2 separate regions of the Homo sapiens genome follow, and region 1 is linked to region 2. The links are chromatin loops, found by intact Hi-C in ENCODE. Cell type or tissue: heart right ventricle. All regions are shown on one strand. Each heading gives the region's core, and the rest is flanking DNA. Links, peaks and the distances in the headings are about the cores only. Region 1 overlaps CORIN (corin, serine peptidase). Region 2 overlaps CORIN (corin, serine peptidase).

Evidence for each region. Peaks named below come from ENCODE experiments on the same cell type or tissue, not always from the same donor. Only the 100,000 strongest peaks of a DNase experiment are listed, where the experiment ranks them.
Region 1: it touches region 2 in a loop (4-fold over the local background); 12 of 110 quality-filtered maps call a loop at or near these places.

The regions. Positions count from the first base shown.
Region 1 is chr4:47,745,024-47,761,906 of GRCh38, forward strand. The region is part of intron 4 of CORIN (corin, serine peptidase); the gene reads right to left. Among named protein-coding and RNA genes, the nearest start is that of CORIN, 85 kb to the right of the region's middle. In heart right ventricle, for the core only: no CTCF peak of the experiment used is centred there; no DNase peak of the experiment used is centred there; H3K27ac peaks cover 1,577 bases.
Region 2 is chr4:47,816,976-47,833,858 of GRCh38, forward strand. All of the region lies in intron 1 of CORIN (corin, serine peptidase), which reads right to left. It overlaps LOC101927179 (a long non-coding RNA gene), which reads left to right and starts at 14,370. Exons shown (of 3, transcript NR_125881.1): 1 at 14,370-14,533. RefSeq lists an enhancer at 7,474-9,060. In heart right ventricle, for the core only: no CTCF peak of the experiment used is centred there; a DNase peak (open chromatin) is centred at 8,047; H3K4me3 peaks cover 132 bases; H3K27ac peaks cover 1,748 bases.

The DNA.
Region 1 (16,883 bases), core at 3,646-11,645, 72 kb before region 2:
TAAGCTGTTCCATTATTAACTTCCCCAGCCTCCCTGGAAAATGAACATTATACAGATGAGTGGCAACTTGGAAGACCTTGTACAGTTATTTATCTTTTCAGATTTCTAGTCTGTCATCTGCAAAATAAAAAAAAATGCACACAATTGTCTGTTAATAGTATGAGTAATGATGCCCCCAGAGCTTATCTTTATTCACTTAACATGCCATGAAACAGTCCTAGATCCATAGCTCTGTGGATGGAGATGGGATACTAACAAAGTCAAGGCCACGGACTTGCTTCCTTGCAGACCCAGGTAATTGTTTCTACTTTACAGCTGAAGGCTGCATCTCTCACCCTGGCTGGTCAATTGCTAAAAGCATTTCAAATAGTTTTAAGGAAACTGGGAAAGAAAATAGACATGTCAGTTAAATCAAAGCATACACTTCACAAATGTGGAGCCAATAAGATATCACAGAATCGTACAATATTAGATATGTAACAAACCTTAAACAATACCTTATTCAAATCCTTCAAATGAGATAGTTCCAGGGAGATTCTAGGACAGACTTGAGGTCAAATAGCTCCTAATGGCAGAAGCAGGAATAGAATCCTGGTGTTTCAAGTTTCAGGACACATTCTACCTACTCTCCCTGTCTCTTCTCTTCTAAGGACCTAATAGTTGGGCTTTTAAAACTCCTTGATCCAACAAGCACATTTACAATACCCCATTCATACTTCTACAGATTACAAAAACATAAGGGGATAGGCCAGCCGTTGAGATCAAATGAAACTAATAGGGTCTGTAAAATAATCTTAGGGCAGAGATCTTTGTACATAAAAATGGAAAAAGGGAATTCAACAATTACATTCAGATAAAAATATCTTACCTTCCTCTCAGAAAGTCACCTTAAAACTGAGTATCTTTTGGAATACTGATCTTCATATAATTGTCTACATACATTAATATGTAACCAAATTCAACAGTGAGGATGTTGAAGAAGAGGTTTTGTATTTGAAAGAATTAGCTTCAGCATATAAAATATGAATTGGTTCAGGCAAGTTTCTTGGTATAAAGAAGACACCCGAAATATATTAGATATTTCTGGGACTAAGAAAGGATCACTTAAATAACACTGTTTTTCATTATTTCCTGCCTGTCCTGACTCTTATCCCAGAGAAGTTAGCGAATATACTTTCTCAAATAAAACTAGGATACACAGTAAAGGAAGGTGGAGAACATAAAATTACTATATGCAGTTACTTATGTTTGCCAGGCACTGTTCTTAGTACCACACATGCATCACCTCACTGATTTCTCAGAACAGGATGAGTAATAGGTGTTATTACTAATCCCCAATATACAAATAAGGAAAGAAGCACAGACAAATAAGACATTTGTCCAAGTTCACTGAGGCAATGAGAGTCAGAGCCGGGATTAGAACTCGGGCAGATTGACCCAGGACCTATTCTATTTACTACTGTACTACGAGTAAGTCCTAATTTCATGAATGCATGTCTTGAAAGCACAACGCAAATCTTTTTTTTTTTTTCAAATGGAGTCTGGCTTTGTTGCCCTGGCTAGACTGCAGTGGCGCCATAGGCTCACTGCAGGCTCTGCCTCCTGGTTTCAAGCGATTCTCCTGCCACAGCTTCCCGAGTAGCTGGGATTACAGGCATGCGCCACCTCGCCCGGCTAATTTTGTATTTTTAGTAGAGACAGGGTTTCAACATGTTGGCCAGGCTGGTCTCAAACTCCTGACCTCAGGTGATCTGCCCACCTTAGCCTCCCAAAGTGCAGGGATTACAGGCCTGAGCCACCGCACCCAGCCAAGAGTGCAAATCTTGATATGCACTTTGTGAGTGGCACCATCATATACGTGATGGGTGAGATCTCCATTCTACAAAAGCCTACAAATGTGCATTGAATCAGTATTTGTCAAAGGGGCTAAGAAACACAAGGAAAGGGTAAATACATTTGTGCTTTCTTCTCTAGGTGTGAGCCAGCCCACAGTAAAGCTATAAAACAAGCTAGGCTTGTCGTTGGTGTTCCTCCTTTGCCTTCTAGTTCTTGACCAAGGTCCCAGGGTCCCAATGCCCTTGTGATCACCCCGATGCCAGCACCCCACCTAGATGGCCACCTCTACCAGAGTGCTTGAAACATATTATTCCCTTCCTACAATCAAAACAGTACTCCCAATTGCAGCTGATCTCAATTAAGCTTTTAAATAAGAAAATAGATGAAAAAAACACAGAATAATGCATAATAATAGATGAACACTTAACCCTCCCAGAGATTTTTGCATCTTTAAAAGAAGACTGCTCACTGGGGCAATGGAATCTCTAACTGATGAAATTCCAGATACCATTTAAAGGGAAAAAAAAACATTCAACATTTTTTGAAGATGAGAAAGATGTCTGCAAACTGAACAACACTCTGGAGCCCAACTCTCCCAAGCAGTTCCTGGACCTTTCCTCATTTCTGAACTGAGTTATTTTATTTTATTTTATTTCATTTCATTTCATTTCATTTTATTTATCATTCTACATCTTTTCTTAGAACCTTCTAGGGTAACAAAAATGAAGTTTCATACAGGAGGCCAGCAGACTGTTTTCAAGTTCTAAAGTTAAGTCTTTAATTCAGAAATGGAATCATTGTCATTGACTCTTACGGTGGTCATTTTTCTACAGGAAAGCCTCAGTCTATCACCCTGCAACTTTCACATGGCCACTCCTCCACTGTTGAATCTTGGGCAATAGCTCACTCATGTCAAAACTCAGTTTCCTCATTTGAAAAGTGAAGGTTTTGGAAGAGCTGGAGTTTGGACCATTTTTCATAGTCCTTTTACTACTAACATTCTGTAAGTCAAAATTCATTCTTTAAGGCAATGTTTCTCAGAGGAGCACTGATAATCCCACCAGATTTGCTAAATTTCAAAAGGTAACAGGCATTTTCCTCAAGATTTGTTCTGGGAATATATAGAGACATTAAAATACCATTAGGCCCTCCATTCTAAAAATAGGGCCTAAGAAAAATGTCTACTGTGTTTCCAAATAGTTCTCTTAAGAGGTGTAACCAACTGAGACCCATAAGCTTTAAACTGCTGGACCAGGATATGTGAAATAGTGATGGGGTATTAATAACTAGCAACACTTTCCAACAGTGAGCAAAATGTGTAGTCATTTTTTCTTACTTTGCATAAAATTCAACTGCCTAGGGAAGGTTGAAGCATTTTGCTTTTCATCACATGGAACAGCGTGGTGAGATAGGCCACACTATTTTGGAATATGTGTCTATATCCAAGCAACAAACAGATTGATGACTTTAAAACAGCTCTGCACAGGGAAGGAGACCACTTTAGCTATCTAAAAACTATTTTAGAAAGGGTGATTATTTTAAATTGATGTCTGAAGTGCATTTGGTGTTGTGCAAAAGTACCTAGTACATTTCAACTAAAGTTAAAGCAGAAAGCTTTTATACCTCCTCTATAATTATTTGTTCAAACATTTGATAGCTATATAAATAATACTACAATATAGTGATAGTGAAGTTTTTATGGTGTTCTCACTAGGAAGGCTGTTATAAAATTATTTATCTACCAAAACTTGTACAGTTTATCTATAAAAATGTTAGAGAATTTATCTTCAAATAATTTTGTTATAGTATATATACAAATTAATATATAGATTTTATCTGCAAAAAACAAGTTCTGATAAGGACATAAAGTTTAAATTATGAAATAAGTCATAGCCACAAAGCAGGCTTATATGGTTAATGGATTTTTAAGTTTTATAAATCATTTTTCTCTTAACTTTTGATTTTGAACTACTGTTAAACTTACAGAAAAGTTATAAAAATAGTACAGAAAATTTCCATATATCCTTCATCCAGACTCCACTAAGGTAAACATCTTACATAACTGTAGCATAATTATTAGAACCAGGACATTAGCATTGATACAATATCTTTAACAAAACTAAGGACCCTATTTGAATTTTGCCAGGATCTCCATTTAGGATCCCACATTGCATTCAATTGTCACTTTTTACTTTTGGCAAATAAACTAATCTTTAAATATTATTAGGAGAACTCAGAATTTAAAACTCTTTTTTCATGAGAAAAAAAAAAACAGAATCTTTGTGACAGGTGGACTTTAAGATGGCCCGCAATGATCTCTGCTTCCTGGTATTCATGCCCTGTTTAATCCCCTCCTCTGGAGTGTAGGTTGCCTGAGTGATTTGCTCCCAACCAACAGAAGGTAATGGAATGTCAACTTCATCATTAGTCTACATAAGATTGTGACTTCTGCATTGCTAACAGACTCTCTCCCTTACTGGCTTTGATGAAGCAACTTGTCATATTGAGGAGACCCACATGGCAAGGATCTGAAGGTTGCCACTGGCTAATAGACAGCTAGGAACTAAGACCCTCCAACCAAAGCCTTTAAGGAACTGAAGTTTTTCCAAGAATCACATGAGCTTGGAAGTTGATCCTTCCCAGGTCAAGCCTTCAGATAAGACCCCAACCCTGCCAACATCTTTAATTCACCTATGTGACAGACCCTAAAGCAGAGGACCTGGCTGGGCCACTCCCAGATATCCGGCCCATAGCAACTGTATAATAATATATGTGTGTTGCTTTAAGCTGATAGGTTTATGGTAGTTTGCAATATATAACTAATACACTTTTCTTGACACATCACATTGTCAGAGGCATGCTACTGAGTTTGATGTTCTATTCATTGACAAGACTCACACAATCATCTTTTTAAAAATACATTCCTAAGTTTGTCTTTGTTAGGCTGAGCTGTTCAGTGAAAAATGCTCACAAAATCATAGTCACAGGCACCTCCCAGAGCTGCAGAACTTACTTAGTCGTGAAGAGAATGTTAATGCTGGAAGGATCTTCCAAGATAATCTACTCCCATTTTCTCCTTTTGCATTATGAGGAAATTGAAGCCTAAACAGATTTTCATAGCCAAATACTGTGACTCCAGTCCAGTGCTCCCAAATATCTTGCCTATCTGACCTCCTTGCACAATCTATGAGCAACAGATAACACAGGAACATAAATCAACAGATGACAACACTACTGGAAAACCCAAATAACAATAGATGGCTTGTTCTCCCTATGATAAGCGAACAGCATTGGTTTCCTATGTCAGCATCTTCTGCGACCTCAAGAGACCATATAAGAGGTTAGGCTTAGCGGGGTATGAGAAGCAGAAAAGAGGCTTCTTTGGTTTCTACTCCACTAAACGTGGGGATGGACAGCGGTGCAAGGGAATTTTTACATGTGTCATTGTCTCCCATCAGAAGATAAATAATGGAAGCATTTGTGGTATTTTTTGGTCACATTGGTCTGACTCTAAAATCCAGGACTGTGTCTTTCTTTTTCTTCATTTGTAATAGTCATGATCCTACCAGGAAAGAGGTGAGCCACTAAAGCAGGTTCACTGCAGAATGTTTAATGAAGGGCTCTGATCACCTACAGAAGGAAAAGGTACAGGCAGGGTTTAGATAAACCAACAAGGCATAGTACAGTAGGCTGCTGCAGGGAGCTGTTAGCACCCTAGGTTTAAGAGACAAGGGGAAAAAGAATTTTCTGGAACTTGGAGAGAGTTGTATGGGGAAGGCTGCTTGATAGGGGTCGTGGCCTCTTACAGTGAGTGGGTTGCAGTCAACCCATGTAACCTGGCAGAAAGGAAACCAGGGGATCACTACCCAAACTGTCTATTCTCCCACACTATGATCTCATGCTGGTGGCTTCCATTGGCTGAACCCAACAGGAAGCTAGAAAGTAGCCACTGTTGAAGCGGCCTCCCCTGGGAAGAGTTAGGATGGAGGAGAGTGGAAAGTAGATATGGAGAAGTAAATGAGAAACAGCCAGCACAAAGCTGCATGCCTTGCACCTAGTGAAAGTTCAGCAAATACTTGTCAAGGGATGAAACACAGTGATGTGTGAGCAGACGGTTAAACTATGATTAGCTTGACATCTGGTGGGACTGTTTACACCACAAGAATCAGCAAATTATGCAAATAATGGTTTTGTTGTTGGTTTGTTTTTTCTTCCTCAGGGATCCAATTTACCAGCACACCACTGAATAAAAGTCTAAATCATGTCATCTACTACAGAAGGAAAGCTGTTTTCATTTCCACTCAAAAGAAAATTACAGCCATGAACTTCTTGAATCCACATAAGAAATGATCTCAATATTAACTCCTTCTCCACCACTTCTACCACTCCTCCTTCACATACATTATTTTTTCGGGGAGTATAGCTCAGGGGTAGAGCATTTGACTGCATATACATTATGTTTTTGGTGGTAATACCATCTACCTAAGTCTCCAAGTCCAAAAGCCTTTGCCTTCCAGTCAACTTAGACATTCATATGCAAATAATCACTAAATACTGCCAATATTACTTCCTAAAAATCCGTCAAATCCATTTTCCCTTCTCTCCCATTTTATTTTCTAGAAAAATTAAGCCAGCTGTACTCTCTCTAATATATGGTAGATCTGGCTGTTACTTCATCTGAATTGCCTTTTTACCCCACCTTGTTTACATGGCAAATTTTTCTTCTTCCTCCAAAATTAATTTCAGCAGTTACCTCCTCCCTGCTAGTAGCCTTCCCTAATAATGCCAGATAAAATGAATTCCTCCCCTTTCTCTGTGTTACCTCCATGCCTTGTAAACTGATCACATTTTACAGCAATTTAATTGTGTTTATGTCTGGTCCTCTATTACGCTAAGTCCCTTGAAGACAGTAGTATGTTTTATTCATTTGCGTAACCCAGCATCTAGCAGTGTGCCTGGCACATTATAGGCACCAATAAGTGTTTGCTAAAGGAATAAATTGATAATTTTCCAGGTATCTTTGTTGAATAAACTGATGCCAGGAGCTGAGATAGAGCTAGTTCCTAGTAAGACCCTCTATTCCTCCCTTACGTCAGGCCCCCCCACCCACACTCCCAACCTTGGCAACAGTAACTGCTTGCAGGACTGATCCCATCATGACCTCTTTTCCCACTTCAATCAATTATGACAGGATGCTCAGTATATCCGGCTCTCCCTCACCTCCCGGACTTCCAGATCCTCATGGATCAAATGTAAGCTTCGCAGTGAGTTTTCCTGAACAACACTGCCTAAAATTGCACCTCTTTTCACCATACTCCCACCCTCCCAAAGCTCTCCATTCCCCTGCTTTGCTATTTTCATTGCACTTATCACTATCCGCTAAACGAGTATTTATTATCTGTCTATTTATTTGCTTACTGCCTATCTCTCACCGGCATAACATAAGCTCTGTGAAGCCAGGGATATTTGTTTATTTCATCTGCAGCTCTATCCCTCCTGTGCACAGTCAGCACTCCATAATTATCTGTTGAATAAGTAAATGAATCACACGCAGAGGTGACTCCTGCCTGAGATAAAGCTGTCAGTAGCAAAGTTGGGAGGAGAACCTAACTCCCAACTTAATTGGGAATACAAAAGCTCACACTACCCTGCCCAAGAGGTGCCCTCCACTTCAGGTCAGCAGGTTCTACATGCACTATTCAACATTTAAGTAATGCCCACGTAAGAGTTAAATGTCAGTAAAACTGTCATAAATGAAAAGCCTACAGACTGAGGGTCTTGTTTGCTATGCCAATAGCAGTGTGTCCCTCTTAAAATACAGAAACTTAGAAAATACTAACAGATAAACACAGTTTGAATTAAGATGGGCATAAATAATGTAAAAATGACACAGCCACTCTGAAAGAGAATATAAAAGTCCATACTCTTTTAACCAACACATTCCTGATTCTCATTAATATTTGGCATACTTACCAGGGCCCAGGGGATGAGAGATTAACAGATCACAAAAGAAATGTGCAATTGTTGAATTATTTTGCAGTTGTTTTGATTTTTACACATTATAAAAGGATGCCATGAATACGGATATTCAAATGAATTGAATCACAAGTATTATTTATACATTCTAGTCAGAGCCACATAATTATCGGGGGAACCAGCCCCCAATATTTCAATGTAGGTTCTTTCTATTTTCCCTAAGAGTTGGCCAGTCTAAGAAATAAAGAGAGTACAAAGAGAGGAATTTTACTGTTGGGCCTCCAGGGGTGACATCACATATTGGTAGATCCGTGATGTCCCCTTGAGCCGCAAAACCAGCAGGTTTTTATTAAGGACTTTAAAAGGGGTGGGGGTGTACGAACAAGGAATAGGTCACAAAGATCACATGCTTTAAAGGGCAATAAAGATCACAAGGCAAAGGGCAAAGCAAAGATCACAAGGTAAAGGGCAAAATTAGAATTACTGATGAGGGTCTGTTTTCAGCTGTGCACATATTGTCTTGTTAAACATCTTAAGCAACAGAAAACAGGGTTCGAGAGCAGAGAACTAGTCTGACCTCAACTTTACCAGGACGCGATCTTTTCCAGACCTTAATAAGCCTGAGGGTACTGCAGGAGACCAGGGCGTATTTCAGTCCTTATCTCAACCGCATCAGACAGACAACCCCAGAGTGGCCGTTTATAGACCTCCCCCCAGGAATGCACTCCTTCCCCAGAGTATTAATTATTAATATTCCTTGCTGGGAAAAGAATTCAGTGATATCTTTCCTACTTGCACATCCGTTTATAGGCTCTCTGCAAGAAGAAAAATATGGCTGTATTCTGCCCGACCCCGCAGGCAGTCAGACCTTATGGTTATCTTCCCTTGTTCCCTGAAAATCGCTGTTACTCTGTTTTTTTTCAAGGTGCACTGATTTCATATTGTTCAAACACACGTTTTACAATCAATTTGTACAATAGTGGTCCTGAGGTGATGTACATTCTCAGTTTAAGAAGATAACAGGATTAAGAGATTAAAGTAAAAACAGGCATAAGAAATTATAAGAGTATTATTTGGGAACTGATAAATGTCCATGAAATCTTCACAATTTATGTTTCTCTGCCACGGCTCCAGCTGGTCCCTCCATTCAGGGTCCCTCACTTTCCTCAACACATAATACCGATGAATTATTGAGGAGAAAAGTACTGCACAGAGCTTGATGAAATGTGTGTGCTTGTGACACTGTCAGTAACATGACAAGGCATTTTTAGAAATATTTGATCTGTCATGGCCTGATTCTCTAGCTTTACATCTTTGTAAAATGAAAGTAATTGGAATTATATGACAGTATCTTACCTATGCTTTGAGCTATTTTGGCTCATAAAATGAAACCTCATCTATCACTTCATATTTTATGCATAATGCCAAAAAAGCAACTAAGTCACCAGTGTTGCCTGATGTTGAAAAGGGAACTTTGCTACAACCAGCTGCCTAAACAGCCAGGTTGCCAGAACTCATGTGGCTGACTGCTGTTTCCAGGTTAGCAGATAAATTCAGGAAAGTAAGCAGCAAATGACTTCAGAATATTTCTTTGGTAACAGCAACAGTGCTCATCTTTTTTGTTTGACTACTGATCTATATATATTTTAAAAAATTATAAATATGAAAGTATTTAATTCCTTAATGTTTCCATTTATTCCCAAATGAGATACAATTTGGGACATATGTAACTTAACACCTAGAGCCTGAAATTCTATTTTCTACCATGAACTGTTTAAGCAAAGACCAATCCATCCAATACACAGAGGGGTCCAAGCAGATGACCTGGCTCCTCCCCAGGGTGATACTCTTTAAATATTTGTTTAATATTTATTTAGCTGAGAAACTGAGATTTGCACTGAAGAGAAACAGGACTTCAGGTAGCAGGGACCCAATTTGCAAACTCAACTTAGTAAACCAGAAGTCCTGCAGTTAACTCAGCCCATTCTTTCTGAAGGCAGTTAGGTGGCCAGTTGTTGCTACTGGATATGATCCATCATATGTCAACACAATGCCCCCCAAAACCTTCAAGTAGATTCTCTGATTAGTATTCCAAAGCAAACATAAAAGAGTTTTTGAGAAAACCTATGCTAAATTTAATTTTCTTCATCTTGTTTCATGAGTTTTTGGAGCTCCTTATTCATCAGTGCCATGGGCCACTGTAAACGGACCTGCCTCTCAACCCAGTGAAAAACCAAGTAACCTTAGGATGCTGGATTCCTTACCCTAGTGTCTCCAGTAAGTTCTCATCAGTCAGTTTAAATACCTCCAGTAATAGCAAACTCACCATTTCCTGAGACAACAATTCTATATTTACACAAGTTTATTATCCATAAAATTCTTCCTTTAGCTAAGTAGGAATTTACTTCTCAATGACTTTCAATTACTAGTTCTATTAATATGTTTGCCCTGTGGAAGAACACAGAAAAAGTATGCTCCCCCTTCCATCTCATGGCCCAGAAACATCTAAGAACGGCCATGGTATGCCCTCAAAGTTTCACACCCCCAGTTCCCTCAAGTATTCTTCACATGAACAGATTCTCAATCGCTATTCTCATCAGTATCCTCTACATATTTTATTGTTGTTTTCTTTCTGTTCTTTATATAAACTTTAATGCTAAAATTTTCAATTAGAAAGTCTTTTTAACTGAGTGCATATGAGTTAATATTAAGAAGAAGCACAGAGCTGCTAAGCCAGTCTTCAGGCACAATCTAGTAATTCCTCATCCATTAGGTCCAGGATTTTAACAGTGATGGAGAAGTGAGAGTTAATTTAGTATCTGTTAGCTGGTTATTCTGCCAACCAGATCATCAGTGTTGCCTGATTTTAAAAAGGGAAGCTCAGGAGCTTCAGAAGGAAGCTAAATTATCTCTGGAAATATTATCCAAGTCGCCTTAAAGTTTCAATTCCCTTAATATACACACAAAATTTGATTTATGCAAAAATTTTAGGAACATATAAATTATACAAAAAGTGTAGTACAACTATAGTCAACATATTTTGAACTCTCATTAACCTAGACATTTAGGAGGGTTCCCTGATTGAAGAGTTCATTTATTCCTTTACTCAGCTATTTAATGAGCACCTGCTATGTGTTGGGCAGTGTTCTGAACAATGGGTATACAATGATGTACAAAGTCAACAAGTTCTCTGCCACTGTGGAGCTTGTAAAGTAAGAGAGGCAATAAACAGACAGGCAAAAGGGGTTATAACTGTGCCATGGTGAAAGATAACAGGCCCTATTGAGGGTGATCAGAGATTTGTCTGCAGAGATGTCTTCTGAGAAGAGGGCTTAGTGTGAGGAGAAAGATACTACCAGGTAAAAGGAACATTATACACAAAGGAAGCTAGAAAGAGATTGGCATTTTTGAGAGGTAGAAAGGAAGGTCAGTGCAACTGGAGCCAGGTCAACAACACTAGAGAAGCAAAAAGGGCTTCAGAAACTATGGTAGGGACTTACAACTGGCTATGGGCAGAGCTATGCTTTGAATCAAATGTAATCTGCCCCCAAACTTTCAAGCGCATTCTCTGCAGTTGCCAGATGAAATTCTTTAATCTTCAGTGAACACACATAATATAAAATTTGGGTAACAGTATGGTGTTTTTCAAGAAGCTCATTTGAGGAAACTCATTTGGTTCTCACTGCAAACCTACAAGGATTAAGTACACTAAAGAAAACTGTAGTATACTATGGAAAATTGAGTACATGACAGAAAACATGTAGTTTCCATGCTTCAGGTGTAATTTTTAATCTTAGTCATGTGGCTAAGTAATTTTTTTTATAAAATTGCTCTAGATATTAAGAATAGTTGTTTAGGACCTAATGGCAAATCAATATGTCAGAGGGAAAAACAAATAACCAACACATCAAATTCTTAAAGTTAAAATCTCACTTCAGGAGCATGGAATATCTCTGCAATGTACTGGAACATATAAGCAAGCTGGAGATAATCTGCTGGGTCTCCTCCATTTCAATTAGCCTGTTTTGCAGTACATGATGTGTACATTTATTAAAAGCAGACACAGTCTAAAAGAGAAACTGTGAAAGCTCATTGTTATAACATATGATATAGTTGATCAGGATCTGAGGTCTCAAAGGAATCAAGTTAAAAACTATAACATTTACACATACCATTATAATATTTTTAAATTAAGTTTTAAATAGTATTATGTAGGTATTGTCTCTAGGATGAAATACAAGCAAATCTTCATTATTTGGTTAGCAGGGGAAATTAGTATGATGAATGATCCAAAATAATGAAATATAAAAGAAAAATATATTTGACTTTAGAATTTTTTTTTATAATACATTTTACTTCTCTGAACTCACTTTGCTTATTAAATTTAGCTTGCAGATCCCACACATACACTAAGTGACAGCAAGAAGCATTGGTCTGAAAGTGCAATTATAAAATTAAATATAATAATAAATGCAGGGCCAGGAGTGGTGGCTCACACCTGTAATCCCAGTACTTTGGGAGGCTGAGGTGGGTGGATCACTTGAGGTCAGAAGTTCGAGACCAGCCTGGCCAATATGGTGAAACCCCATCTCCACTAAAAATACAAAAATTAGCCAGGCGCGGTGGTGGGCGCCTGTAATCCCAGCTACTCAGGAGGCTGAAGCAGGGAGAATTGCTTGAACCTAAGAGGCAGAGGTTGCAGTGAGCCGAGATCACACTACTACACTCCAGCCTTAGCAGCAGAGCGAGACCCTGCCTCAAAAAATAATAATAATAAATGCCACAATAAAAAATAAAATAAGGCCCCAAAGGATACTTGAAAACTAATATAATAATGGATATCATTATCCATGAAAATAGAAGTAAAAAATTACCATATTAGCACACTTATCAGGTCAGGGGAAAAGGAAATTGTACCTAAAAGTGCCCTGAAAACTGTAAGCAGCTTAACTAAAAATTTACAGCTAACATTCAAGTAGAGATTGAATTATAATCAGGAGAATGATTGAAATGAGTTTACACATATATATACATATATATATGTATATATATATATATATATATATATATACACAAATATACACATATATATATTTGAGACAGAGTCTCACTCCATCGTCCAGGCTGAAGTGCAGTGGCACGATCTCAGCTCACTGCAAGCTCCACCTCCCGGATTCATGCCATCCTCCTGCCTCAGCCTCCCGAGTAGCTGGGACTACAGGCGCCTGCCACTATGCCTGGCTAATTTTTTTGTATTTTTAGTAGAGACGGGGTTTCACCATGTTAGCCAGAATGGTCTCAATCTCCTGACCTCGTGATCTGCTCGCCTGGCCTCCCAAAGTGCTGGGATTACAGGTGTGAGCCACCACGCCCAGCCTGAAAAATATATTTTAAAAACCCAATCCTGCTTACAATAGCTACAAAAAACACTTTGGAATAAACAAGGAAGTGAAAGATCTCTACACAAATAACTATAAACATTGAAAAAAATTGAAGAAGGCACAAATAAGTGGAAAGAAATGGATGTTCATGGTTGGAAGAATTCATATTTTCAATGTGTCCGTACTACCCAAAGTGATCTAGAGTCAATGCAATTCCTATCAAAATACCAATGACATTTTTCACAGAAACAGAAAAAATAATCCCCAAGTTTGCATGGAAACACAAAAGACAAAACAGCCAAACCAAGCCTATTAAAAAAACAAAGCTGGAGGCATCACACTACCTAACTTCAAAATATACTACAAAGCATAATGATATGGTTTAGCTGTGTCCCCACCCAAATCTCATCTTAAATTGTAGTTTCCATAATCCTCATTTGTCATAGGAAGTACTCAGTGGAAGGTAATTGAATCATAGGGGCAGTTACCCCCATGTTGCTGTTCTTGTGATAGTGAGTGAGTTCTCATGAGATCTGATGGTTTTATAAGGGGCTTTCCCCATTTTGCTCCGCACTTCTCCTTCCTGCCATCATGTGAAGAAGGATGTGTTTGCTTCCCTTTCCACCATTATAAGTTTCCTGAGGTCTTCCCAGCCATGCAGAACTGTGAGTCAATTAAATCTCCTTCGTTTGTAAATTACCCAGTCTCATGCAGTCCTTTATAGCAGTGTGAGACTGGAATAATAACACATAGTAACTGAAACAGTATGGTATTGGTATAAAAACAGTCACATAGACCAATGGAATGGAACCAAGATCCAATAAATAAATCCATGCCTTTACAGTAAACTGGTTTTTGACAAGGTGCCAAGAACACACAATGGAGAAAAGACAGTCATTTCATGCAATGGAGAAAAGACACTCAATAAATGGCATTAGGGAAACTGCCTATCAACATGCAGAAGAATGAAATTAGACTCTTATCGCATAGGATATGCAAAAATGAACTCAAAATGGGTTAAAGACTTAAATGTAAGGGCCCAAACTATGAAACTACTAAAAGAAAACATAGGGGGAACCTATAGCCTGGTTAATGATTTTTGGGAAATGATCCCAAAAGCTCAAACATCAAAAGCAAAAGTAGACAAATGAGATTTCATCAAACTAAAAGCTTCTGCACAGCAAAGGAAATAACAGAGTGAAGAGACAACCTATGGAATGGGAGAAAATATTTGCAAGCTATACATCTAATAAAGGGTTAATATCCAAAATACATAAGGAACTCAAACACCTCAGTAGCAAGAAAACAAATCACCTGATGACAAAATGATCAAAAAAACCTGAATAGACATTTCTCAAAAGAAGACATATAAATGGCCAACAGGTATATGAAAAAATGTTAAACATCACTAATTATCAGGGCAATGCAAATCAAAACCTCAAATCCCACCACTGCTTTATCAAATAAGTTAAGGTAATATTCAAAATCTTTTGTTGTCATTTCAGCAATGTTCACAGCAGCTTCACCAGGAATAGACTTCATCTCAAGAAACCACTTTCTTTGTTCATCCATAAAAAAGCTACTCCTCATCCATTCAAGTTTGATCATGAGATTGTAGCAATTCAGTCACATCTTTAGGCTCCACTTTTAATTATAGTTCTCTTGCTATTTTCACAACCTCTGCAATTACTTTCTCCACTAAAGTCTTGAACTTCTCAAAGTCATCCACGAGTGTTGGAATCAAGTTCTTCCAAATTCCTGTTAATGTTAATGTTTTCACCTCCTGTCATGAATCACAAGCATTCTTAATGGAATCTAGAATGGTAAATCATTTCCTAAAGGTTTTCAATTTTCTTTGCCCAGATCCATTAGAGAAATCACAATCTATCTATAGCAGCTACAGCCTTATGAAATGTATTTCTGAAATAATAAGACTTGAAAGTCAAAATTATTCCCTGATTAATGGGCTGCAGAATAGATATTTTGTTAACAGGCAAGAAAACAACATTCATCTCCTCTTACATCTCCGTAGAGCTCTTGGGTGACCAGGTGCATTGTCAGTGAGTAGTAATATTTTAAAAGAAATCTGTTTTTTTCTGAGCAGTAGGTGTCAAAAATGGGCTTCAAAATAATCAGTAAGCAGTTTCTCTAATGCCATTTATTGACTGTCTTTTCTCCATTGCATGAAATGACTGTCCTTTCTCCATTGAGTGTTCTTGGTGCTTTTGTCAAAAACCAGTTTGATGTAAAGGCATGGATTTATTTATTGGATCTCGATTCCATTCCATTGGTCTATCAGTAAACAGGTGTGCTGTCATCCAGGCTTTTCTGTTACACTTATAGAGTATGAGTAGAGTAGATTTAGCATACTTGTTAACGGCCTTAGGATTTTGGGAATGGTAAAAGATCATTGGCTTCAACTTACAGTCATCAGCTGAATTAGACCTTAACAACAGAGTCAGTCTGTCCTTTGAAGTTTTAAAGCCAGGCACTGACTTCTCTTCTCTAGCTAGCAAAGTCCTAGATGGCATCTTCTTCCAGTACAAAGCTGTTTTGCCTAAACTGAAAATCTGCTGTTTAGTGTAGCCATCTTTATCAATGATCTTAGCTAAATCTTCTAGATGACTTGCTGCAGCTTCTAAATGAGCACTTGTTACGTCATCTTGCACATTTATGTCATGGAGATGGTTTCTTTCCTTAAATCTCATGAACCAATCTCTGCTAGCATCAAACTTTTCTTCTCCAGCTTCCTCACCTCTTCCAGCCTTCACAAAATTGAAGAGTTACAATCTTGCTCTAGATTAGGCTTTGGCTTAAGAGAATGTTGTGGCTGTTTTGATCTTCCATCCAGACCACAAAAACTTTCTCCATATCAGCAATAAGGCTGTTTTGCCTTCTAATCATTTGTGTGTTCACGGATGTAGCACTGTTTGTTGCCTATAAGAACTTTTGCTTTGCATTCACAATTGGCTAACTGTTGGGTGCAAGAGGCCTAGCTTTCAGCATATCTTGGCTTTCAACACGCCTTCCTCACTAAACTTAATCATCTCTAGCTTTTCATTTAAAGTGAGAGATATGCCACTCTTCCCTTCACCTGAATACTTAGAGGCCATTGTAGGGTTGTTAATTAGCCTAATTTGAATATTACTGTGTCTCGCAGAATAGGAAGGCCCCAGGCGAGGGAGAGAGACAATGGAACAATAGTCAATATATGGAATCAACCTAAGTATCCACTAACCAATGAATGCATAAAGAAAATGTGATACACACACACACACACACACACACACACATATACACAATGGAATACTATTCAGCCATAAAAAAGAAAAAAATCCTGTTATTTGCCACAACATGGATCAACCTGGAGGACACTTCGTTAAGTGGCGTAAGTCAGGCACAGAAAGACAAATACCACAGGATCTCATTCATATATAGAGTATTTAAAATTTGATCTCATTGAAATAGAGAATAGAATAAAGGTGAAAAGAGACTGGGGAAGTTCAAGGGTGAAGATTGGGGAAATGTTGGTCAAATGACACAAAATTACAGTTAGCTAGGGGGAATAAGTTAAAGAGATCTTTTGTATAGCATGGTGACTACAGTTATTGATAACATATTGTATTCTTAGCTGGTCATGGTGGTGTGTGCCTACAGTACTCCCAGCTAGCTGAGGGGCTGAAGCAGGAG
Region 2 (16,883 bases), core at 3,329-11,328:
GCAATACGGTGTGGTCAGCTTGACTCTCTGGATACAAGGCACAGCCCTAAGTAAGCAAACTGTTACCCTTCCTATAGGCATTAATAAACACTAGCTCTTTAGGTAAGTACTAAATCTTATGCCTTTTTTCCACAGAGGTATGGGACATTTAAAAAATAATAATCATTATGTCTCTTAATTGTGTGTGATCATCACCCTACCTGGAACACAAAGAACACAGAATTTGAATGTCAACATCAATCGAATATCAATCAAAAAGAAGTGGCAGAATGTATTAAGTCCTTTAAAACATATACTACTAACTATATATATATAACAAAATATATATATATATAATATATAACTAACATATACTACTCTTGAACCAGGAGTCTTGAGAGAGTATGGAGTGGTACTAGGGTAGAACAACACACATGGAGTGATTATTTCTTGATCTGGCACAGCATGAGGCTTTAAGCCTTGGTGGACCCATACCAAACATGGTCCATGTAGGACTTTAGACTTTGGACAGTCTCTGCAGCCTATGCCAGTTCCCAGTGTTTCAGCTGTGGCTGAGGTAGGATCAAGTTTTTAGCTTCTGGAGGTGAACAGGACAAAAGGTGCTGCCTGGAAACTACAAAACAGCTGAGATTCTTTGGTTCTCAAGAAGTAGATGTGAGCTTCTAGTTTTGACTATTTGTGCCAGTCTTAAAATAAGTATTAAACTGAAGAAAGGCTGCCCCAAATTCTATTCCTCCTTATGTTGTTTTAAGCTACATTCAGGGCCATGGAAAGAAACAGAGAAGGGGAGATCTCAATCCTTAAGATGCACAGAATTTGTTCACAGGTTCTAGCCACCCTCTATCACATGATCCTAAGTTCACTCTGGATTTGTTAAACAAATAATCTCTGACCCGGTCTCTAGATTTCATAGACCTAATTCATGGATTCAGCTGTAGATTTACCCTTCTACAGCTGGTAGATTTACCCTTCTACAGCTGGTAGATTTCATTTGAAAACAAAAATATACAAGGCTTTATCATCATGTATTCCTTCTTCTTGGGGTGAAGTAGGAACACAACTCAATAAAACTTTTGCAAATGCAAAGGCTAAAAAGGCAATTCAAAGGCCTGTGCATTAAACATCCTGTCTCTACAGAATGTTTATCTCAGGAGGTCAAAAAATATCTGGAATGGTTTGAAAAACATAGTTCAGTCTTACTTTCAGAAAAAGTGTTGACTAAACTACTAAATTAGAGGAAGACATAAGTTTCCTTAAGAGAAGGGTTGAGTTTTGAGCAGGTAGGCTGAGCAGATAAGAAGGAAAAAGTGAGACTCTGAAGGTCTGTGTGGATAGATATAGACGAGCAAGGAGTTGCACCCAGGTCTAATACGCTTAAAGAGTTTATTGGAAAGAGAGAGATGCTTCTGATAACTACTAGACAATAAAGTATGGCTGGAACCCAAAGAAATCAAACAGAGGAAGAAAGACAAGTTCTCAGAAAACAAATGAATTGTCTGTCCCCAAAAGGTCAAGGATGTGATAAATTACTAAAAGGCAGTTTTTTAAAAGCTGCAGATAGACATTTGATTGTAAAAACAACTGAGGAACCATGCCTAAAAGATTGGACAACTGGTCAGACAAGGTGGCTCACACCTGTAATCCCAGCACTTTGGGAGGCCAAGGAATGTGGATCACTTGAGCTCAGGAGTTTTCAAGACTACCCTGGGCAACATGGCAAAAACTCGTCTCTAACAAAAATGCAAAAATTAGCCAGACGTGGTGGTGCACTCCTGTGGTCCCAGCTACCTGGGAGGCTGAGGTGGGAGGATCACTGGAGCCCAGGAAGTCAAGGCTGCAGTGAAATGTAATCATACCACTGCACTCCAGCCTAAGTGACAGAGAAAGATTCTGTCAAAAACAGAAAAAAAAAAAAAAAAAAGATTGGACAACTATGCCAAGCAGCTTTTGAAAATCTGGATATATTGAACAGGGTAAGATCTGGAAAATCAACATAAAATTATCCAATAATTCTTACGTATCAAGTTTCAGCCTGACACAGTTATTATAGGTGAGTACATAAGTACTGTGTGTGTAATATAATAGAAAATTTATGGAATTAGGAAAAAGAGAAGACATAGCAAAAATGAAAAATATTTAAAAGGGAGCTGGGCAACCCATAATAGATTGAGTCCAAGCCTAGGTTAGATGCGGATTTGAGAGGAGAACACCTTCTGGGTAGGAATTAGCCAACTCAGGAGGATAATGGTAGACAAGATTTACTTGAACATGAAAGCATTCAGCAGACCCAAAATCTACTCATATTTCTCACTATGGGAGACTTCACAAAGGAAGTCTAGAAGAGCAAGTTGGCAAAGATCATGGCCAGAAGACAAAGAGAAACTAAAAGCAAACTGAGCAAAAATTACTGAACCTACAGAAAATATAGATAGGAAATGACTAAATTAAGAAGGAAGTTAAACTCTTGCAAACTCAACAGGGCCTTCCTAGAGGAAGAGGGGACAGAGACAAAAATAGCCAGGGAAAGACAATCTCTTTACGAGGAGTAATAAAGGCTAATATGAGGAACCAACCATTCCTATGCAAAAAAGCAGGAGACAGAAGCAGCGAGAGACATGAAGGGAATCAGAGTCTCCCAAAAATGGGAAGGATAACGGGAGAGGAGAAATGATCCCATTAGCCTTAACTGGATAAGGGTTTCACAAGATCCTGATTCAGAATCAGAGATCAGAGGCATCCTGCATCTCATCTGTGTACCTTGATGCCCATAATTCCATTAATTCCCACCAGCCTTCTACCTCCAAATTCTACCTCCAAATTCTAGTCCCTGCTTTCCTGCCCTTAGGATCTGTGAGACATCAAATAAGCCAAAGATAAAATCCCCTTCGTCAGTTTAGCCAGTTCTAAGAGGTTTTCATAACCTATAATCATCAGAATGCTACCAAATACAGAATGCTCCCAATAATTTTATAGACCATCCAGGGGGATCCTAATTGAAACTGCTATTACAATCCTGAAGCCAGACAAGCAGCCCCATCTCCCAGGGTTTGGGAAATGTCCGGAGTATAAAAGTGCCTGACTCCGGAAAGTGTCACTTTCCTCCCCTCCCGACACATTCTTCTTTCAAATGGAACCATCCATGGTTTCAACTATTGTTCATGCCAGTTTAAATACATAGTGGCAGTCAAAAGAAAGAGAGAGGAATTTCTAGGAGCAAGAAAAGAAAGGGAAACTGAAAGCCAGAACAGTAAAAGTTGAGGCTAAGACATCCTGGAAATTAGGGTTAGAGGGAAATAATGAGGGTGAGGGGAGAAATTTTCTTGGACGTCAGACTAGGAGCTTGGGTCTGGGGTTTGAATGCCAAGAAAGAGACCTGAGAAAAGGCCTAGGTTAGGAGCTGGAAATGAGAACCTCAAATAAATCCAGGACTTTCACAATGCTACACTGTCAGTGAAAAGGAAGTTAGAAAGCTCCACTTAGCCCAAGGAAAGGACTAAAAAAGAGCATCCCTGTAAAAGTGAAAACAATAAAAAGCTCTTATGAGAAATGAAAAATTTGCTGTACAAATTTACATTGTACAGCAAGTGTAGAATTCCCAAGCTGTGAAATTAATATAAAAGTAGATCTCAGACTGGTAATTCTACTAGGGTGCCTATCAGAAGCAAACCAAAACCACTCTGCACTTCCGAAACTGCCCCCTGCCCGAAAAATGAGCTCACAATAAAAAATGTAAAACACATGAGAAAGTGATCTGATAAACTGTGCTAAGAGGTAGAAATAGAATATAGACAAGTCAGTAGTCCCTGTCCTTATGGAATACACGAACTATCAAGGGAAAAATAGAGTCAATTGTTACACAAATATTCATTTAATTACTATTGTGATTAATGCTATAGATTGAGTCATACTTTTTATGATTAAAAAATGCTATAGAAAGTACAGCATAAATAATTTATGGCAATGTGAAAAATGAACTCATGGCTGGGTGTGGTGGCTCACGCCTGTCATCCCAGCTCTTTGGGAGGATGAGGCAGGCGGATCATGAGGTTAGGAGTTCAAGCCCAGCCTGGCCAATATGGTGAAATCCCGTCTCTGCTAAAAATACAAAAATTAGCCAGATGTGGTGACGTGTGCTTGTAGTACCAGCTGCTCGGGAGGCTGAGGCAGAAGAATCGCTTGAACCCGGGAGGCAGAGGTTTCAGTGAGCCAAGATCATGCCACTGCACTCCAGCCTAGACGACAGAGCGAGACCCCATCTCAAAAAAAAAACAAAATGAACTTACAAACTGACCTCAACCTTTTTATTAAAATATGTTCAATTTAACTACAACAGAGAGCAGTCTCATGTTGAAAATACTTCAATGATTAGGAATATTAATTAATATTTATTATAGGTACTTATATATATATAATATTAGAATTATTATTTCAGTCATAATCAAATAATTTACCTTCCCCGCTTCTTTCCACTGATGGTTTTAAATATTTTAAATAATATGTTAATACATACTTATAAAAAAAACTGTCTGAATGTTTAATATTTATGATCGGAGTTCAAGGTATTAAGAATTATGTAACATTTTCTAAAATTATAAGAAGTTGATAAAAAGAAAAGAAGGCTTTTGAGAGTGTAGATCCCATTGTTCCATCCATCACATTTTTAAATTTTGTTTTGACGTCTTTCCACAGTTGGTATTCCCAAGCAAGAAAATATTTTTTAAATGATTGTCTCATTTCTTCCCAGCGCTAAAGTTATCTGTACTTTGAGACAAAACCAAACATAGAAATGATAAATGTTTTAAACTATGTATATTATAGATGCACCTAATTTGCTTATGAAAAGACAAACCTCCAGATCCAAATGAGAACAGACTAAACTAATTTAAAAGAGTTCTATAAATGTTTAATACTTGCCTAGCTTTCATGTATCAACTTTTATCCTTTTCAAAGGAAACACAATTAAGAATTGTGGATGTGAATTAAGGGATTATAAATAATCCTATTTTCAATTGAAGAAGTTAGGGGAAAGATATTTCATTTAAGATTAAGTTGTATATTAACAGTATACTAAATTGTTCACTACTTTCAAAAAGAAAAAATGTCCATGACTACAAATAAAGTTTGTCTTAGGGTAGATTTTTTAAAAATGCAAAAGTGAAATATCTCCTGAAATTATTAAACAAAATGTATTTACTTTTTTCCTTTTTAAAAAATTTAAAACACACATGTTTACAGAAGAGTTGAAGGTACAGTATAAGGAACTGACCCATTTTCTTCTGACTTTTCTTCTGACCCGTTTGATACTCAGTTGCTAACCAGATGCCTCACTGCTCCAGAATATATTAATGGATATTTCCTATAAACAAGGACATTCTCCTGCCTAAACACAACACAGCCATTAAAATGAGAAGATTACATTGATATATTGCAACCACCTAATTCTCAGACCCCACTGGTTTTTCCATTAGTCTCAATAATACCCCTTCTACCAAAAGGATCTAATTTAGAATCACAATTACATTTGGTTTTCACGTCTCTTTAGTCTTCTTCAGTCTTCTCTTATCTTTTATGACTTTCACAGTTTTGTAAATTACAGGCCAGTTGTTTTGTAGAATGTTCCTCAGTTGTGGTTTAGGATTAAATTCAGACATCTTTGGGAGAAATAACACAAAAGTGATGTTGCATTTTTCTCATTGAATCCTATCAATTTGTCCTTTTATTGATGACAGTCATATCCAACACATGATACTGTTGGGATGGGTCAAGCCTCCCCATTGTAACATTATTTTGTGGAGAGGTACTTTGAAACCATGTTAATATACCATCTCTTCAAACTTTCCATTTCTTTTTTTTTTTTTTGAGAGGGAGTCTCGCTCTGATGCCAGGCTGGAGTGCAGTGGTGCGATATCGGCTCACTGCAACCTCCACCTCCCGGGTTCAAGCGATTCTCCTGTCTCAGCCTCCCAAGTACCTGGGACTACAGGCGCGTGCCAACATGCCCGGCTAATTTCTGTATTTTTAGTAGAGACGGGCTTCACCATATTGGCCAGGATGGTCTCAATCTCTTGACCTCATGATCTGTCCGCCTCGGCCTCCCAAAGTGCTGGGATTACAGGCGTGAGCCACCGTACCCGGCCCCATTTCTTTTTTTATTCGCTTACATAAGCATGGACTACTGTTTTCCTATTTCATTCAATGGTTTATAATTTGTTACTATCATAATTTACTTAGATCCTCAATTTGCCCTCCATTTGGCCAATGGAAGTTCATTAAAGCTGGCTGCTGTGTCCTTGTGACATGCCCCATCATTCTTTGAGCACTTCCTTGCTTTTTGGAACAAGATGCTTTGAATTCATCTGCTACTAGCCTTGCATCACCCTTGGAATCAGCCATTTCTCCAAGGATCCTGGTTCCTTTTTGTAGAAAATGACATTTAAAAAACAAGATCTGAGGGCCCCTTGGTATGCATATGATGTGCTCATTGTTCCTGGGGTGGTGTTGTTCCCAGTTTCTCTCAGCAGAAAGAGCTATATGGAAAAATGTATTTATATTGTGTGTGCATTCACATATGTACACATACACATAGGCCTCTGTATTTATTTCTATATCTATCTTTACACATTGAAAACCAGATATTTATACACATATCTCCAGTTTCAATCCCATATCACAGAGGTCCAGATCTACTATACTTTCTATACTTTTAACCCCTTTTCCAACAGGGAGAAAGCTGGTTTATTGTTAATACATTTAATTGCTTGATCAATCCCCCAGTCTGTAACTAATTTCCCATGTCCCAGCCCCAGCTGCCATGTGGGCGCCATGCTCACCCTGTCCCAGACGCCGTGCTCATTCTGCCCTGGCTCTCCTATGCATGGACACCTTCCTCCTCCTACTCAGACCCTGAACCCCATCTTAGGTTGACCTCCACACACACCATCCTTACCCTGCTTAGGCACCAACATACTCTGCTGGCCACCTGTCCTTGTTGATGTGGCTGACGTGCTGCTGTCCCTCCCCACACTTTAGAACCCACCTTACTCTGTCCACTGAACCATTCAGGACTCAGTTGTTCACCAAGGAGCAAGGAATAGGAAAATCCAAAGTTTTGAAATCTATGGAAAGCAATCAATGCTATTCCTTTTTTTTTTTTTTTTACTCCTTTTTTCTCCTAAAGCATATATAAAGGAGAATAACAATACAAGAGCATTTTTAGGAGTGGCTGACATGAAATGATTTGAGAATATTGTTAGGAATATATGTTTCTTATTCAAAGAGCATTTTTGTTCCTCTTATTTGCATTCAGTTAATAGAGGTAGTGTTAAACAACAACAGAAAAAAAAAAAAAAAAATACACACACAGTGCTACCAGGAGGCCAAACAGGTAAGCTGAGCTTGTCATAAAACAACTCGGACCACTGACCAAGGCACACCCAGGTGAGATCTTGCAGGTCCTTTGTTGGGGCCACTTCACGTTCTCACCAGGATGCCTTAGGAAAAGCTTTTCTTTCTTTCTTTTTTTGCTTTGTAGAGACAGAGTCTCAGTATGTTGCCCAGGCTGGTCTTAAACTCCTGGCCTCAAGCAATCCTCTCCCTTCAGCCTCCCAAAGTGCTGGGATTACAGCCATGAGCCACCATGCCCCAGGTTCACCTTCTTTGTTTTAATTTCAAACAGGATGGAAACTCAATTCTATTGTTATGATTCTATTGTTCTGCAGAAGAGGGCAGAATAAAAAGCACCACAGGCCAGATTAGAGCTGTGTATCCAAGTCTAGATTTTGAATTCAAAAAACCACAAAGGCCAAGGGGAAAGAGAACGCTAAACTCTCAAGTTTGTCCTAACCTCTTTAGGGAATGAAACTGGACACAGCCAGACAGTCCTTCAGTCATTCCTAGCTTGAAAGATCCCTCCCCACTCTGCCTTGCTTACCCAACGTGGGCAGCTGAGTGTGACAGCTTTGAGGGGCCTCCCCAGGGCTATTTTTAACCTGGTGTTATCTGCTTACAGACTTTCCACCAGGGCAGCCGCAGGTCCAGGGAGTCACTCCACCTGGGAAATGTGAGCACACCGCTGGCCTGTGGCAAATGAGGTATTTTTAACTGAGACTTGAGAAGCTCAGAATTGTCATCTGCTTCAGGCCTCAGGGTGCGAGACACAAAACAGAGCCAAGCAAGAGAGGCTGTGTGCGGACTCTCCAGTTCCTTAGCAACCAATTGCTGGGCTTGTTGCTGGAGGAGGGCTCTGTAAGTGTCCGGATCAGCGATGGAAAGCCAGCCTCAGAGTCTTTCCTGGCAATTATGTGGCCCCCTCCCCATAGAAGTGAGGCCTGGGAGTCCCCCTTGCAGGCGAGGTATTCTGCCGGGCTTTCCCACACCACACCTATCTGCGGCTAATTAGCATCACCTGGGACTTGTTAGACACATGAATTCTTGGGTCTCAACCCAGACCTGTTAAATTAGAAACTGACAATGGGACCCAGCGATCCATGTTGGATCAGACCCTCCAGGTAATTCTCATGCACACTAAAGTTCTAGGATCACTGGCCTAATCACACATTCGCTAACATTCATAGATAAAGACGTAAGAGTAACACTTGAATCCCACCAAGCCCACATTGCAGTAATTCTTTTAAATGAATAACTTTTAGAACATTTTTACACTTACCAGAAAAAAAAAGTGAGCAGATAGTAAAAATCACCAGTAACTTTTTCAAACCACTGCTTTTTTTTTTTTTTTTTTTTTTAGATGGAGTCTCACTCTGTCACCCAGGCTGGAGTGCAGTGGCGTGATCTCGGCTCACTGCAACCTCTGCCTCCCAGGCTCAAATGATTCTGCTGCCTCAGCCTGCCAACTAGCTTACTAGATTACAGGTGCCCACCACCATGTCTGGTCAATTTTTGTATTTTTAGTAGAGACAGGGATTCACCGTGTTGTCCGGACTGGTCTCGAACTCCTGACCTCAGCAATCTGCCAGCCTCATCCTCCCAAAGTGCTAGGATTACAGGTGTGAGCCACTGAATCCAGCCAACCATTGCTTTTTTCTGCTGCTCACTGTACCCTAATAAGAAAACCTCCTTCCTCTGTTCGTCCTTAAAGGCAGTGATAAGACACCAACTGAGTTTTTGCCATCAAAGGCGGCAATTGGGTCAGAGAAAGAAATAGACCCCAGCGCTAAGGGAAGATAGCAGTAATGCACAAAAACCCTAGGAATGACTGCAAATGCCTACCCCAGCACAAGCTGAGATGAACAACTGTGATTGTCTAAGACTCTGCAGCCAGGGCAACACCTTCACAAAACACGCTTGGAAATGATGTGAATATTTGTGTATCAGTTATATAGTTGTTTCTTCTTGCTGCTGTAACAAATTACCATACACTTAGTAGTTTAAAGCAACACAAATTTATTGTCTCACAGTTCTGGAGGTTGGAAGTCTGAAATCAGTTTCACTGGACTAAAGTCAAGGTGTTATCAAGGCTGCTTCCTTCTGAAGGCTCTCAGGGGAAAATCTGTGTCTTTTTCAGCTTATAGTGGCTGTGTCTATTCCCTGGCTTGTGGCCCCTTCCTGTATCTTCAAAGCACATTTCTCCTCCCATCTCTACATCCACCATCACTAATTGTCACATGTGATTCTGACCTTTCTGCCTCTCTAAGGGCTTTGTGATCACATCAGGACCTCCCACATAATTCAAGATAATCTCCCCATCTCAAAATCCTTTATTTAATTACATTTGCAAAGTCCCTTTTGACATAGAAAATAATATTCACAGGTCTCAGGCATTAGTATGTGGGTTTATCTAGGGGGTCATTGTTCGGAACATCTCGCTCCATAAAGCCCTGTACCCTCTAATGCCATAGACACTCGCTATGTGTTGTCATTGAGCACCTGCAATGCAGCTCATTTGAACTGAGAAATGCTATAAGGGTAGTGAAATTTAAAGACTTGTTATGAAAAAAAGGTAAAAGATTTCATTAATAATTTTTATGTTGATTACATATTAAAATTATAAAATCTTGGATATATTGAGTTAAATAAGCTATCTTATTAAGATTAAATTCATCTGTTTCTTTTTGCTTTTTCAAGTGCAGCTACTAGACAATTTTAAATTACATCTGTGGCTAACATTATATTTCTATTGGAGCAGTCCTACTACAGACCATAAAGGAGGCAGGGTGACATTAACTTTCAGTTGTTTTATTTTTGCCTTACTTATAAGAGAGCCCAGACTTTGGAAGCAACATTTCTTCTTTCTCTAGAGAGAGCCACTAAATTCCTGCAATTAAGATGTCAATTCAAGAGAGATATTTTATTAGGGATATGCACAACTAGATAAGCGTAACAATAAAAAAAATACATTTATCCAGCAACATGCATTCTAATAAAGCATTTTCATTAATACATTCTTTCATTAAGTCCTCATTACAGCCTTGTAAGAGATGTATTATTCCAACTTTTCAGAGAAGAAAATGGAGCCTAAGGGAAATTAACTTGCTGGAGGAGCACCCAGTCAGTAAGTGATAAGCTAGAACTTGAGCCCATGTCTATGCACCTCTGCACCCAAGGCTGCCTGACTGATTTCCTGGTTTGGGTTTAGTGGTTTAATCAGGCTCACTCTACTTCCTGAGTGGTTTTACTTTCCACCCTCCTAAATTTCAGAGATCTCAGGATTTTCCCTTTCTACCTTAAAGTTCTGCTCTTTTGCTATTCTGAGCACATTTTTATTATGTTTTTTTAAAAATTATTTCTTAACTTTGAAGGCATAGGGGCATATTTCCCACCCAGTTATTTAAAGAAGATTTTCTCCTGTGTCACACTTCCTCAGCACCCAGAGGCACACCTGGCACCCAGCTTGATCCTGGGCCATCTGGTGGAAGAGCCCTGATACCAATGACTGTCTCTCCTCGTTCTGTTCACCACCCATAGCTGCATACATAGGTAAGATGTTCGGATCTGACCTCTAGCCAGAGTAGATACCCTCAGAGAAACCAGAGCTATGGTAGTTTAAACTGCCTCCCAGCTTTCCTCTGATCAGTCTTTTGGGGTTGAACAGGCAATTTTTCACTTTGGCAGAGGGTCACTGTAAGAAGAATTAGCAAATGCCCACTAAGAGGGAAGTGGACACTAAGGTCATGTAGGATGCCCCTTACCCAGGCAGCACTCCTATGGCATAATCAGAAGTATGTGTTTGTTTTTTTTCCCAATTCCTGACACAGGACTCCTTAAATCCCTTGGAATATCCTGAGTGATAAGAGTGATAAGAGCACCTTTTGTTCTAACTTTTGTTCTAACGAGGTGATTCTTGGATTCTTGAAAACTCCTAGCTAGCTTCAGGATAGGGGCTGGTCTCCAGAAAAACCAAACTTTGATTAGAAGCCTAGAGTTTTCAGCCCTACTCCCCAACCTCCTGGGAGGAGAGAGGGCTAGACATTGAATTAATAACCACATACTCATGCCTGTGTGATGAACAAAATCTCCATAAAAACCCCTAAGTGTCAGGGCTTAGAGTTTCTGAATTGGTGAACACATCTACATTCTGGGAGCACTCCAACTCCATGGGGACAGAAGCTCCTGCACTTTCTAAGGGCATTGTGATCACATCAGGACCTCCCAGATAATCCAAGATAATCTCCCCATCTCAAAATCCTTAATTTAATTACATTTGCAAAGTCCCTTTTGACAATTTTGACATATAAAATAATATTCACAGGTCTCAGGGATTAAGATGTGGGTTTATTCCAGGGGTCATTGTTCAGACCATCTCACACCATATAACCCTGTATTCTCTCATACCGCAGACATTTGCTACATGTCGTTATTGAGCATGTGCAGTGTAGCTCATTTGAATGGAGAAATGCTGTAAGGGTAGTGAAATTTAAAGACTTGTTATGAAAAAAAAAGGTAGGCCCGGCGCGGTGGCTCATGCCTGTAATCTCAGCACTTTGGGAGGCCGAGGCGGACGGATCACGAGGTCAGGAGATCGAGACCATCTTGGCTAACACGGTGAAACCCCGTCTCCACTAAAAATACAAAAAATTAGCCGGGCATGGTGGTGGGCGCCTGTAGTCCCAGCTACTCAGGAGGCTGAGGCAGGAGAATAGCGTGAACCCGGGAGGCGGAGCTTGCAGTGAGCCGAGATCGCGCCACTGCACTCCAGCCTGGGTGACAGGGCGAGACTCCGTCTCAAAAAAAAAAAAAAAAAAAAAAAAAAAAGGTGAAATATTTCATTAATTTTTATGTTGATTACATATTAAAATTATGAAATCTTGGATACATTGAGTTAAGCTATCTTATTAAGTTCAAATTTATCTGTTTCTTTTTGCTTTTTCAGTGCAGCTACTAGACAATCTAAAATTACATCTGTGGCTAACATTATATTTCTACTGGGGCAGGACCCTTCTGGACCTTCTGGACCTTCTGGACCTTGGCCTAGGCACCTCTTCATCTGGCTGTTCATTCGTATCCTTTATCATAAACCAGTGAATGTGAGTTAAGTGTTGTCCTGAGTTCTGTGAGCCATCAGGGCAAATTATCAAACCTGAAGAGGGAGGGAGTTATGGGAACCCCTGATTCATGGCCAATCAGTCAGAAGTGCAGGTGGCCCAGAACTTGCAACTGTCATCTAAAGTGGGGGCAGTCTTGTGGGATCTGGCACTAACTCCAGGTAGATAGTGTCAGAATTGAGTTGAATTATTGGACACCCAGTTGGTGTCAGAGAGTTGCAGCAGTGGTGTCAGGAAAGATACCATGCATCTGGTGTCAGGAAGGAAAAAACACACCACTTGTCAGCTATCAGAAAGGGAAGAGAGAAACAATAAAGTAAAATGGGACAGTGTCCTGCTCATTTTCTGCTGCCACATAAAAATTATAGCCTTTAGATTGAAAAAGGCCCTGAAAGAGTAAATAGTCCAACTACCTCATTTTACACAAGTAAACCAGGATCTAAAAGGTTAACTGACTTCTGTAAAATCTCAGCAACCTAATACCAACTTCTTATTGAACTCCCCTTTCTGATGATGCTTGACTTGGACAAAACTGTTTTAAAGGATGACAGAGAAATAGTAAATAAAACAATATAGCTTTGATTTCCAAACCACACTACAGAGAAGTAGCATCTTGCTCCCAGAATAAGGCTCTAAAATAGGCACATGAAGATGAAAATCATGTACTGTCAAACTAATCCCTGAAAAGCCTTAAGAGAGTGTCACATTGGAGACCAATGTAACTTCCAACAATAAATCCCACATGGTGTTTGTTTTTTTTTTGTTTCAGAGCTGGAACAGGCTCATCGGTTGAGTACCAGATTAATTAATTGGCTTGAGGTTAGGGAATAAAATGGCACAATCTTTAAACCCAGGATCACACGTGGAACTGCAAAAAGGATACACATAAAAGGCACCAGGTTCTGAAACTAATGGCAGATTCCTTTCTCTCATCTTTTGCTCTTACTCCAGGACACTGAATAGAATGACTCATATTAATTAAACATTCATCTCTCCTCCCTGCACTCATGGTTTAGGGTTTATTGCTTAGTTAGAAACCAAGCTTCACAAGTGCATGAATCCCTGTTTTGTTCATAGATGTCTCCTAAGTGCCTAATAATATACCTGTCACATAAATGTTTGTTAAATAAGGAGATGAATGTATTCTTTTTGTCCAGCCTGTATAGTTGAATTCTCATACATTAAAGCTATTTAGGTCTAGCTATGGCTTTCACTTCTTGGGAAGTTGTGGTGCTATTACCAGAAAAATTCAAACAGAACTATGCATAAAAAGATTTTTCACCATTCAGGAGGTTCTTGGAGTCTCAGATTAAGATTTCCTGGTACTGTCAATCTCTATCTATGACACTTCAGCAGAATGACACTTTTGTGGCTTCAGAGACACTGACACCTACTTTCATAGCTGCATAGGACTTTAAAACTCCCCCAAAGTGCTACAAACAAAAAGTACTCTTCAAGTGCTGTCAACCTAAAGGTTAACAGGTTGAAGGGACCCTGGGCTAAGGAAGCACAAGCTGGAGACACCAAAATGGTCTTCGCAACTCGCCTCTATATTTTCTGCCCTGCTCCTAAGCCAGCCTGTTGGCCGACTGGCCCTTCTCCACAGATGTCATCTTGAGCCTCTTACAGAGTTTCAGCACTGACATTAATGACAAGATGGATCACCTACAGGACAACCTTGGATCCTCAACCAGCCTGATTAAGCATTGACACTGCATTTGTCACCACCAGCTCTGATGGTTTGGACATGTAGAAATGTATTGCAGGAGAATATGCAAACAGCTGCTGTAAGGTGAGCTGATCGGGACAACTGCCAGCAGGCAGAAGGGAAGGCATAATTAATGGGCACCCTTCAGCAGAGCTCAGAGCAGACCAAACGCCAATGCAGAAGGCTCAAGAAAGAGGCAAACAGACTAGCCACTGCTCCAGGATGACTGTGGCTCTTTATGAGTGAAGAGAAAGGGTGGAGACTGAAGACAGAACTGGGGACAGTGACAGGCTTGGGGAAGAACAGCTGATTCAGCAGTCCCAAGGTGAGTCATCCCATGTGTTCCACACCCAGGTAGAAAGCGCTCATTAGCAGAACATAATCTCCCAACCTGCATGATGATCGTCTGTCCATGAGAATAATAAACATTACAGATTGTGCTTGCACTAAAGCAGATTTAGTAAAGCCTCAGGAACAGAATATACTTCATGGGGTAAGAAATCCAGCTAGGGAAAAGACTGACCTATCTATGCATCTGTAATGGGTTGAATAGTGTCTCCAAAATATATGTTCACCGAGAACCTCAAAATGTGTCCTTCCTTTGCATATAGGGTCTTTGCAGTTGAAGTTAGTTAGGACAAGGTCATACTGGATTAGGGTGAAGCCTAAATCCAATATGACTGATGTTCTTATAATAAGAGAACACACAGAAACACACACCAGGAAGGCCATGGAAGTAAAATATATAGTTTGTCAAATGAGGATGAGTTCAAGAAGGGGTCCTACGTAGTGAGGTGGAGTATTAGTTTTTAAGCCTGATTAAATTAAACACTTGGTGGATCTTTCCCCCAAACATTGTACTTAGTATTATAGTGCTTTCATTCTTGTAAAAAATGGTACAACATGTAGGAGTACATATGGAGGGAGAAGAGCCTCCTTCTGTTGTATTAGTTTCTGCTGTAAAACCAGGAAAATCATCGGCCATAAAGCTCATAGGGAGGGAAAAGAACAATACATAAGCAAAATCATCAAGGCTGAAGGGGAGAACTCAGAGGATTATGTGACTAATACTCACTTGTCAGTGATTTATACATCAATCTGGCCATTTACTATTCAACAAATGCCTAGGCCACGTAAGAGACCTCAACAAACGGAAGTGATTCTGCTATAGGAAACCACTTCTTAAAAGAAAAAGAAGCAAATAGAGGTGCTTTACAGGAAAACTTTTTCTTTTCTTTTCTTTCTTTCTTTCTTTTCTTTTCTTTTTTTTTTTTTTTTTGAGATGGAGTCTCGCTCTATCACCCAGGCCGGAGTGCACTGGGATGATCTCGGCTCACTGCAGCCTCTGCCTCCCGGATTTAAGCAATTCTCTTGCCTCAGCCTCCCAAGTAGCTGGGACTACAGGCAGGTGCCATCACGCCCTGGTAATTTTTTTGTATTTTTAGTAGAGATGGTGTTTTGCCATGTTGGCCAAGCTGGTCTCGAACTCCTGACCTCAGGTGATCCATCTGGCTCAGCCTCCAGTAATCCCAGTGAGCCACTGTGCCTTGGCCTAGGAAAATTTTTATCATCCTAAAATCTTATATCATCACTCAAGCAAAAGAAAGCTCTAGAACTGCCTGAGAGAACAGCCTGCAACGAAGGAGATCATGTATCTGTGCTGCCCAATACAGTTGCCACCAGCTTTATAAAATAACTGAGCACTTAAAATGTGCCCAAGGAGACTGAAGAAATAAATTTTTAATTTGATTTAATGTTGATTAAATTTAAACAACCACAATTGGCTAAGAGCTACTCCATTGCATCACATGGCTCTAGAGTCACAGAAAGCTGCCTGTGGAAAAAGTCTTGAGACATTTCTCACCAAGTCTAGGATGAGACTGGATCCTCAAGTAAAAACAGATTAGGAAACAAATCACCAAAGCAATTACGAGCAAGAAAAAAAAAAGCTAGAGGTATCATACGTCATGATTTCAAAATATATTACAAAGCTACACTAATCAAAACAGTATGGTACTCATATGAAAACAGCCATATGGCCAAACAGAAGAGAGATCCCAGAAATAAACTCATACATACATAGTTGACAAGGATGCCAAGAATATACAATGGAGGAAAGATATGTCTTCAACAAATGGTGCTGGGAAAACTGGCTACACATATGCAAAAGAATAACATTGGAACTTTATCTCATGCCATGCACAAAAATCAAGTTAAAATGGATTAAAGACTTAACCATAAGACCTGAAACTGTAAAATTTCTGAAAGAAAACATAAAGGAAAATCTTGACATTGATCTCGGCGATAATTTCTTGGATACGACACCAAAAGCATAGGCAAAAAAAAAAAAAAAAAAGCAATAATAACCAAATAAGATTATGCTAAACTAAAAAGCTTCTGCATAGCAAACGATATGATCAACAAAATGAAAAGGCAATCTATAAAGTGGGAGAAAATATTTGCGAATCATATATCTGATAAAGGATTAATATCCAACATATATAAGGAACTCCTTCAATTCAGTAGCCAAAAAGCTAATAGCCTGATTTTAAAATGGGAAAAAGACCTAAATAGACATTACTCCAAAGAAGACATAAAAATGGCCAGTAAGTATATGAAAGATGCTCAACATCACCAATCAACAGAGAATTACAAATCAAAACCACAAAGAGATT